2 separate regions of the Homo sapiens genome follow, and region 2 is linked to region 1. Evidence: read pairs that join two places in POLR2A ChIA-PET (ENCODE). Cell type or tissue: HepG2. All regions are shown on one strand. Each heading gives the region's core, and the rest is flanking DNA. Links, peaks and the distances in the headings are about the cores only.

What was found. Peaks named below come from ENCODE experiments on the same cell type or tissue, not always from the same donor. Only the 100,000 strongest peaks of a DNase experiment are listed, where the experiment ranks them.
Region 2: POLR2A ChIA-PET joins it to region 1 with 7 read pairs; 8 of 35 experiments call an interaction of 5 or more read pairs at or near these places.

The regions. Positions count from the first base shown.
Region 1 is chr1:52,649,177-52,654,247 of GRCh38, forward strand. All of the region lies in intron 2 of SHISAL2A (shisa like 2A), which reads left to right. Among named protein-coding and RNA genes, the nearest start is that of SHISAL2A, 19 kb to the left of the region's middle. RefSeq lists a silencer at 2,821-3,115 and an enhancer at 2,821-3,115. In HepG2, for the core only: no CTCF peak of the experiment used is centred there; DNase peaks (open chromatin) are centred at 2,955 and 4,365.
Region 2 is chr1:52,453,985-52,459,055 of GRCh38, forward strand. TUT4 (terminal uridylyl transferase 4) reads right to left here. Exons shown (of 30, transcript NM_001009881.3): 20 at 4,352-4,465. Among named protein-coding and RNA genes, the nearest start is that of PRPF38A, 52 kb to the left of the region's middle. In HepG2, for the core only: no CTCF peak of the experiment used is centred there; no DNase peak of the experiment used is centred there.

The sequences.
Region 1 (5,071 bases), core at 732-4,731:
GGTTACAGGCCCACTCTCTTACATTCATCAGAGCTTTACTGTTGATAGACTTTCATTTCTGTTTGCTCTCTTGCGCTTCAATAGGACATGGAGAGAGGTCTTTACCCCCATTTTATAGCAGAGGAAACCAAGGCTCAGCCAAGGGAAATGAACTAAGTCCACATAGCCAGTGAGCATGTGTCACTGCGATGTCAACCCAGATCTCCCAGACTCTAAAGCCTATGATTGCACTGTCCCTTGGGTTCCTTAGCTCTGAGTATGGAGGCAAGGGTGGGGTGGGGAGTGCCTTGGCAAGAGCAGAGTGTAAATGGAAAAGCAGTTTCTGAAATAGGCTTCTTTCCCTGCCCAGGCATTCTGTACTCTGTCCCATCACCGTCACACCCATCCCATCCCCAAACTTGGGATGGCAATGAAGACCATAACTTTCTTATTCTGGTACTTTGTGAGGAACTGGCTAGATCAGAAAAGTGAGTTCCTACTGTTGAGCTGGGCACTGTGCTAAGGACTTCAAACACATCATCCCCTTTAACCTGCTCAACTACTCTGCCTGGTGATTATTATCAACTCCCATTTTGCAGATGAGGTCAGTGAGGTGAGTGTAGAGGTGATATCTAGGTACATTTAATAAGATACTAAAACATTGGGGGGAAAATTAAGGAGTCCAATTCTTATCCTTTTCTGAAAGTTGTTGGTGAAGAGGTCATTAGTCAGCCATTCTCATCAACTAGAACTCAAAAGCTCCTAGAAATAAAGTCTGATGCTCTCACTGTATAGATGGGGCAGCTGAGGCCCAGAGAGAGGCAGTCATGTGCCTAAGGTCACCCAGCCAATTGGTGGCCAAGCCTTTGCCTCCCAGCCAGAGACCTTTCCCTGCAGCAGCTGCCCCTATACTGCAGAATGACTTTCATCAGCCCCTCCCACCTTCCACAGAAGGCTCAGTCATGTCACCCCAGAGCCCACTGCTTTTTAATTAACCATACTTGAGAGGTAACGCCGAGGAACCAAACATGCTTCAGTCAGTGATGAGTTTGTTTTGACTCCTCCAAGCAGGGGGAAAACCTGAGAACTCCTTTCCAAGCTGGTCACCACAGGCTAGGCCCATGTTCAGGGTTGAGAACCCCAGGTAATGGGGGACTGGCCACGGAGGTCCTTGGAGAAAGGAGGGAAGGCACAGCGCTGGGCAGAGATGCCAGAAAACCTAGTTCTAATCTTGGCCTTGCTGCTGTCAGTGTGTGGCCTTAAGCAAGTCATTTTTCTCTCGGCCTCAATTTACTCTAAAATGTGTACCCTCATAGCTACTAAGAAAGTTGTTGCAAAAACTAGAAATGATGCTTACTGGTATTTAATTAGTCTCAAACACATAGTAGGCTTTTAACAATTAGTGGCTGTCATTTTCATTATTATTAGGCGCTTCAATTTTTACATGTTGGCAATCTCAAACATACCATTTTCTTTTTTTTAAAACCCTTTTTTTTTTTTTTTTTTTGAGACAGAATCTCCCTCTGTTACCCAGGCTGGAGTGCAGTGGTGTGATCTTGGCTCACTGCAACCTTCGCCTCCCGGGTTCAAGCAATTCTCCTGCCTCAGCCTCTCATGTAGCTGAGGCTACAGGCACCTGCCACCACACCCGGCTAATTTTTGTATTTTTAATAGAAACGGGGTTTCACTGTGTTAGCCAGGCTGGTCTTGAACTCCTGACCCCAGGTGATCCACCCGTCTCAGCCTCCCAAAGTGCTGGAATTACAGGCATGAGCCACCACGCCTGGCCTAACCTTTTTTTTTTTTTTAACAGCTTCCCACATAAGCCAAAAATGTAATGTAATTGCTAAAAAAAAAAGTGAGTGGAACCTCAGGTCACATTAACAGAGTATAAGGTCTGGAAGCAAAGGAGTGATGATCTATATTAACTTTCAGTTGGATAGAACTCACCAGCCATCACATCTCAGAAATAACTTTTTATCGTCTACTCTGTAGGTTCCCAACTTTGGTTTCCAATTTCCTGAGGGTCCCCAAACATAGCAGTGGGGATTCTTGAGCAATCTCCAATATTGCAAAGGTTTTTTGTTTTTTGTTTTTTTTGAGACGGAGTCTCGCTCTGTTGCCCAGGCTAGAGTGCAGTGGTGTGATCTCTGCTCACTGCAACCTGCGCCTCCCAGGTTCAAGCAATTCTCTGCCTCAGCCTCCCAAGTAGCTGGGATTACAGGCCCCTGCCATCACGCCTGGCTAATATTTGTATTTTTAGTAGAGACGGGGTTTCACCATCTTGGCCAGAGGCTGGTCTTGAACTCCTGACCTCGTGATCCACCCGCCTCAGCCTCCCAAAGTGCTGGGATTGCAGGTGTGAGCCACTGTGCCCGGCCCAACAATTTTTGTTTTCTTTTTTTTTGAGATGGAGTCTCACCCTCTTGCCCAGGCTGGAGTGCAATGTTGCCATCTCGGCTCACTGCACCCTCTGCCTCCCAGGTCCAAGCAGTTCTCCTGCCTCAGCTGGCTACAATATTGCAAAGGTTTTACAGGGACCAAGTTTCTTCTCTTTGAGCTAGAATTATATCAGTTCCAGGGGGTAATTAACATAGGTGCTCTCCTGCTGATCAGAGCTCTTTGATTAATACAGAATGGAAAAAATTAGTACTTAATAAATGCAGTCTATTATGTAGACAGAATCCTTCAGAACTTGGAGTTCAAAGGGAAAGAAGTAGAAAAATTAGGCCAGTTGTATTTTCTACACCATTTTATGAAGTAGTAACAGATCTAGAGAGGTGAAGGGTTTGGCACAAAGTAGCACAATGATTTAATATCAGAATGAGGACTTGAGCCAAGGTCTTGTAACTCCTGGAAGCCCAAGGGATTCCCCAGAGCCCTGGCTGGCCAGTTGCTCAGAGCCCCATAATGTGAGATGGACTTTGACCAATCAGATGATCAGAGGCAGGTGACTACTTCAGATCTGGGAACCAGGTCATGTGAGGATTAGGTAAAGAGCTGGGGATAGTTGGCCTTGAACAGAGGAGACTCTGGGCTCACAGCCTAGGGCCTCAGATCTCTGCAAGGTTGTTCTGGGACAAGAGGATCAGACATTTTTATGAGAATCGAGAGAACAGAGCTGAAATCAGTGGGGAAAGCCATAGGGAGATGGATGTTGAGTCAATAAAGGTAGAACTTATTTAGAGTATACCTGAAATACTGCAAAAAGAACTCCATCACTCTGGGCCATATTTCACTCACAAATTCGTAATCCTTTACAAATTTGTTTTGTTTTTTAACAAACAAGTTTTTTTGTTTTGTTAAATTGTTTTGTTTTGTTTTTTAAAAAAGCACCTCTATCCATGGAAGGTAATCAGGAAAAGGCTAAATATGGGATTCAGCTAAGGGGATTCTTGTATTGAAGAGAAGGTTGAAGTAAATCCCTGTACAAGTTGGAATGCCTTAAAATGAAAGCTTAAATAACAAAGAATCCCAAGGAGTCTATAAAACGTGCACAAAATAACCTGTTAGAACAAAGTGTGTTTGGGCCGGGCGCAGTGGCTCACACCTGTAATCCCAGCACTTTGGGAGGCCCAGGAGGGTGGATCATGAGGTCAGGAGATTGAAACCATCCTGGCTAACACGGTGAAACCCCATCTCTACTAAAAATACAACAAAATTAGCCGGGCTTGGTGGCGGGCACCTGTAATCCCAGCTACTCGGGAGGCTGAGGCAGGAGAATGGCATGAACCCTGGAGGGAGAGCTTGAAGTGAACAGAGATCGCGCCACTGCACTCCAGCCTGGGTGACAGAGTGAGACTCTGTCTCAAAAAAAAAAAAAAAAAAAAAAAAAAAAAAAAAGAACTAAGTTTGTTTAGCAAGGTCACAGTAAAGTCAAAACCAAACATCAATTGTATTTATATATACTACTAACAAAAAATTAGAAACCCAAACTAAAAACACAATAATACCATTTACAGTTACTCTAAAATAAATGAAATACTTAGGTAAAATTTAACAAAACATGTACAGGTTCTGTATGTTAAAAACTACAAAATCCCTCCACTTTGGGAGGCCAAGACTGGAGGATCGCTTGAGCCCAGGAGTTCGAGATCATTCTGGGCAACATGACAAGACTCCTGTCTCTACAAAAAAAAAAAAAAAAAAAAAAAAAAAAGCAGGGTATGGTGGCATGTGCCTGTAGTCCCAGCTACTGGGAGGCTGAGATGGGAGGATTGCTTTAGCCCAGGAGGCGGAGGCTGCCATGAGCCCAGATCACACCACTGCACTCTAGTCTGGGTGACAGAGCAAGACTCTGTCTCAAAAAAAAGAAAACTACAAAATGCTTAGCCGGGCATGATGGCATGTGGCTGAGGTGGGAGGATCCCTTGAGCCCAAGAGTTCAAGGCTCACTTGTAAGCTATGATCATGTCACTATACTCCAACCTGGCAACAGAGGGAGACCCCTGTCTCTAAAAATAACCAACCAAACAAAAAAAAAACTACAAAATGCTGATGAAGGAAATCAAAGAAGACCTAAAATGGAGAAATACACTATGTTCATGAATTGCAAAACTCAACATAGTAAACATAAAAATTGCAACCCGCCCTTTTTTTTTGAGACAGGGCCTTGCTCTGTTACCCAGGCTGGAGTACAATGGCACAATCTAGCCTCAACTTCCTGGGCTCAAGTGACCCTCCCACCTCAGCCTCCCAAGGAGCTCAATGGAAAAGAATTCACAGAAAATTAGGCCAGTCGTATTTTCTGTTCCATTTTATGAAGTAGTAACCGAGATCCAGAGAAGAGAAGGGTTTGGCACAAAGTAGCACAACGTTTAATACCAGAATGAGGACTTGAGCCAAGGTCTTGTAACTTCTGGAAGGCTTGGCTGGCAGCTGCTCAGACCCCCACAATTGGAGAGGGATCACCACACCCTGTTAATTTTTTATTTTTGTAGAGATGGGTTCTTGCTATGTTGCCCAGGCTGGTTTTGAACTCCTGGGCTCAAGCAATTCTCCCTTCTTGGCCTCTCAAAGTGTGGGGATTACAAGTGTGAGCCACTGTGCCTGGCCAAAATGGCAGTTTTATAGATAGATAGATAGATAGATA
Region 2 (5,071 bases), core at 761-4,760, 200 kb before region 1:
ACCAAAAAATGAAATACATAGGTGTAAGTCTAACAAAATATGTGCAAGGGCTACATGAGGAAAACTACAAAACTCTGATGAGCAAAATCAAAGAACTAAATAAATGGAGAGATATTCCATTATAATTGACAGGAAGACTCAAAATTGTCAAGATGTCAGTTCTTCCCTACTTGGTCTCCAGATTCAATTCAATCCCAATCAAAATTCTAGCAAGTCATTTTGTGGATATAGACAAACTGATTCTAAAGTTTACATAGAGAGGCAAAAGACTCAGAATAGCTAACACAATATTGAAGGAGAAGAACAAAGCTGCAAGACTGATGCAACCCAACCTCAAGAGTTATTATAACACTACTATAAATAAGAGAGTATGGCATTGGTGAAATAATAAATAAATCAATGCAACAGTGGAGGGCCCAAAAGTATATAAATATAGTACATAAATATAGTCAACTGATCCTTGACAAAGGAGCAAAGACAATACAGTGGAGAAATAATATTCTTTTCAACAAATGGTATTGAAACAAATGAACATCCACACGCAAAACAATGAATCTAGGCATAGACCTTATACCGTTCACAAAAATTAACTCTAAATGGCTCACAGGCCTAAATGTAAAATAAAACTCCTGGAAGAAAACACAAGAGAAAATCTGTATGACCTTGAGTATAGTGATATCTTTTTAGACACAACACCAAAGGCAAGAGCTATGAAAGAAATAATTGACAAGATGGACTTTACTAAAATTAAAATTTTCTGCTCTGCAAAAGACAACGTCAAGGGAATGAAAAAACAAGCCACAGACATGGAGAACATAGTTGCAAAACACACATCTGATAAAGGACTATTATTCAAAATACACAAAGAACTCCTTAAACTCAACAGTAAGAAAATAACCTGTTTAAAAAAATGGACCAAAGAACCTCACCAAAGAAGACATATGAATGGCAAAATAAGCATATGAAAAGATTTCCGCATAATGTCATCAGGGAGATGCAAATTAAAACAACAGTGGCCAGGTGAGGTGGCTCACACTTGTAATCCCAGCACTCACTTTGGGAGGCCAAGGCAGGCAAATTACTTGAGCCCAGAGCTCGAGACCAACCTGGGCAACATGGAGAAACCCAATCTCTATAAAACATACAAAAACTAGCCAGACATGGTGGCTCATGTCTGTAATCCCAGCTACTTGGGAGGCTTACTTAGGAGGATCACTTGAGCTCAGGAAGTGGAGGTTGCAGTGAGTGGAGATTGTGCCACTGTAATCTAGCGTGGACAACAGAGCAAGACCCTCTCTCAAAAATAAATAAATAGATAAATAAAACAAAATATTAGATTGAAGCAAAAGTAATTGCGGTTTTGCCATTAAAAGTAATCTCAACACTTTGAGAGGCCGAGGTGGGCTTGAGCCCAGGAGTTCGAGACCAGCCTGAGCAACATGGCAAAACCCCATCTCTACTAAATATATAAAAAATTAGCTGGGCTTGGTGGTGTGCACCCGTAGTCCCAGCTATTCAGGAGGCTGAGGTGGGAGAATCACCTTAGCCTGGGAAGTTGAGGCTGCAGGGAGCCATGATTGCACAGTCCAGCCCGGGCAGCAACAGGAGTGAGACGCTACCTTTAAAAAAAAAAAAAAAAAAAAAAAGACGGGGGAGAGGAAGGGAGGGGAGGGCAGGGGAGGGGGGGAGAGGGAAGGAGGAAGGGAGGATGGATGGACAGACAGACAGATGATTATACACCTAAAGGAAAGAAAGAAAGACTACTACACACCTAAAAGAATGGCCAAAATCCAGAACATGGACAAGTACTCAAATGCTGGGTGGATGTGGAGCAACAGGAACTCTCACACATTGCTGGTAGAAATGCAAACTGGTACAGCCACTTTGGAAAACAGCTGGCCATTTCTTACAAAACTAAACATACTCGTACATATGATTCAGCAATGTGACTCCTTCGTATTCACCCAAAAGACCTGAAAACTATGTCCATACAAAAACTTGCACACAGATGTCTGTAACAGCTTTATTCTTAATAGCCAAAACTTGGAAGTAAAACAGATATTTTTCCATATGTGAATGAATAAACTGTGGTACATCCCAACAATGGAGTATTACTGAGCACTAAAAAGAAATGATAGGCCAGGCGTGGTGGCTCATGCCTGTAATCCCAGCACTTTGGGAGGCCGGGGCGGGTGGATCACCTGAGGTCAGACATTAGAGACCAGCCTGGCCAACATGGTAAAACCCCACTCTACTAAAAATACAAAAACCAGCAGGGCGTGGTGGTGCACACCTGTAATCCCAGCTACTCAGGAGGCTTAGGCAAGAGAATTGCTTTAATCGCTTGAACCCCGGAGGTGGAGGTTGCAGTGAGCTGAGATCATGCCACTGCACTCCAGCCTGGGCAACAGAGCGAGACTGTGTCTCAAAAAAAAAAAAAAAAAAAAAAAAAAAGATAAAATAGATTTAGAGGTTCAACAAAAAAGTCTGAACATTTAAAAATTAAAAAAAAAAAAGAAAGAAAAAGAAAAAGAAATGAGCTATCAAGCCATGAAAAGACATGGAGGAAATTTAAACACATATCACTGAGTGATGGAAGTCAATCTGAAAAGGCTACATACTATATGATTCCAACAATATGATATTCTGGAAAAGTCAAAACTATGAAGACAACAGCACAAAGATTAGTGGTTGCCAGGGGTTGAGGGGAGGATGACTAGGCAAAGTACAAAAATTTTTAAGGCACTGAAAACTGTATGATACTGTAATGGCATATATTGATGTATCATTGATTATGATAAAATGTGTACATCATTATATATTGTCCAAACCCTTAGAATATACAACATCAAGAATAAATGTTAATTGCAAACTATGGACTTCGGGTGATTATATGTCAATGTAGGTTCATCAGTTGTAAAAAATGTACCACTCTGGTGGGGTTAATAATGGGGGAGGCTATGCATGTGTGGGTACAGGAGGTATGTTGGAAACTCTTTACAGTCCTCTCAATTTTGCTGTGAACTTAAAACTGCTCTGAAAAAATACTTTAAACACACACCCAAACATACATCACCCAACACAGATTCAGCAACTTAAATCTTTGGCTAGGAAAGGATTCCCATCCATTGTTTAAAACAGGGAAGGAAACGCTGGTAAAACCATATATATTCATTAGAACTTCTTAAAACTTACTAAGGCTATCTGACACCTACTATATGGCTTATAATTTTGTGATTTTTCTTTTTTTTCTTTTCTTTTTTTTTTTGAGATGGACTCTCCCTCTCTGTCACCAGGCTGGAGTGCAGTGGTGAGATCTCAGTTCACTGCAACCTCTGCCTCCCGGGTTCAAGCAATTCTCCTGCCTCAGTCTCCCGAGTAGCTGGGATTACAGGCACGCACCACCACGCCCGGCTAATTTTTATATTTTTAGTAGAGACGGGGTTTCACCATGTTGGCCAGGATGGTCTCGATCTCTTGACCTCGTGATCTGCCCGCCTCGGCCTCCCAAAGTGCTGGGATTACAGGCGTGAGCCACCACGCCCAGCCTATTTTGTGATTTTCTTCTTTGCCATAACTATCAAAGATTATGTGAAACCAGAATATGTGACTTTTCCAACCAAGTCTGATGCTTGTCTCCTAAATAAAAATAGTCACCATTCTAAAAAATTTGAATTGGATCCTCCCTAACGCCTACAAATCTACTTTGTGCCAAGAATCAGGCGGAACAGATGGATGATTAATATCTCCTTTGTACCAATTTCAGAGAGTATAAATTGACTACAAAAAGGAACTTTATAAGTCACCAATTCTGAGTGAATGAGTATAATCTGTTTCTTTCAATGTACATTCTTATGTTTAATGTAATTAATATGACTTCAGAAGAGATAAGGAAGAGTTTCCCTGGGTTCATTCTAAACCAAAATTCACAAGGTTGACCAAAGTATACATAAGAATAAATCAATCTTCATTGCCAGGCAACAGGAGGGAAAATATTCTAGAAAGAAGAAACTTATGTACTTGCATCTTGGAGACTATAAAATATATGAGTTCATGGCTGGCTACAAGAACTTCACAATCATCCACAGCACTCTAAGACTGTAAAATTTAAAAACATTACAAAAGATATTCAATGGTTCTATTCATCTAATATTCTTTTGGTAGTCTATATTCTCCCATAATAAATTTTTCAAAAATATTCATTGTTTAATTATAGCATTAATGGAAAGAGAAAACTTAGGACAACCATGATGGAAAAATCCTTCATGATGACATGAACCAAGCAAAATCTCCTGTGTTTAGATCTATTGTTTTCAAAAAAAACTCCTTTATAGTTTTCTTAAACACCTACCTCTTGTAGAACTGGGATAACAGGTGGCTTTCTCTGCTGCAGAAAGTACAGCACCATAAGGATATATGCATATGAAGATAAACTTCCCCTGGAAGCATCCCCAATGTCACATCGCTAAAAAACAACATGATTGAAAACAAAACTTCAGAGTCTTACTCCATGCAGAAGTATATTAAACATTCTGCCACATCATTTTTTTTAACCCACAGAACTGGGTTAAACTGAGTTAAAAACAAACTGCACCGTCTATAATCCCAACACTCTGGGAGGTTGAGGTGAAAGAAAAGCTTCAGCCCAGGAAGTCAAGACCAGCCTGGGTAATGCAGTGAGACCCCATCTTACAAACAAACAAACAAACAAAAAACTACTATACATGACGTGGGGAAACAGGTACTCTCACACACTGCAGGTGAGAGTATAAATTAATACAAACACTATGAAGAATATTTGACAATATCACAATTACAAAAGCACATTTTCTTTGAACCAGCAATCCTATTCTAAGAATGTACCCTGCAAACATGCCAAAACATATGTGAAATGACTAAGAAGGTTTTTTTAATTGCAGCACTATTTTAATAGCAAAAAATCAGAAATAGTTTTAGGTTCATCAATAAAGTGCAGGCGCAGGTTTAAAATAATTAACGACTATTCACATAATGGAATGGTATGCAACCATTAAAAAAAGAACGAAGTCCCCTGATGGTCTCGTGGTTAGGA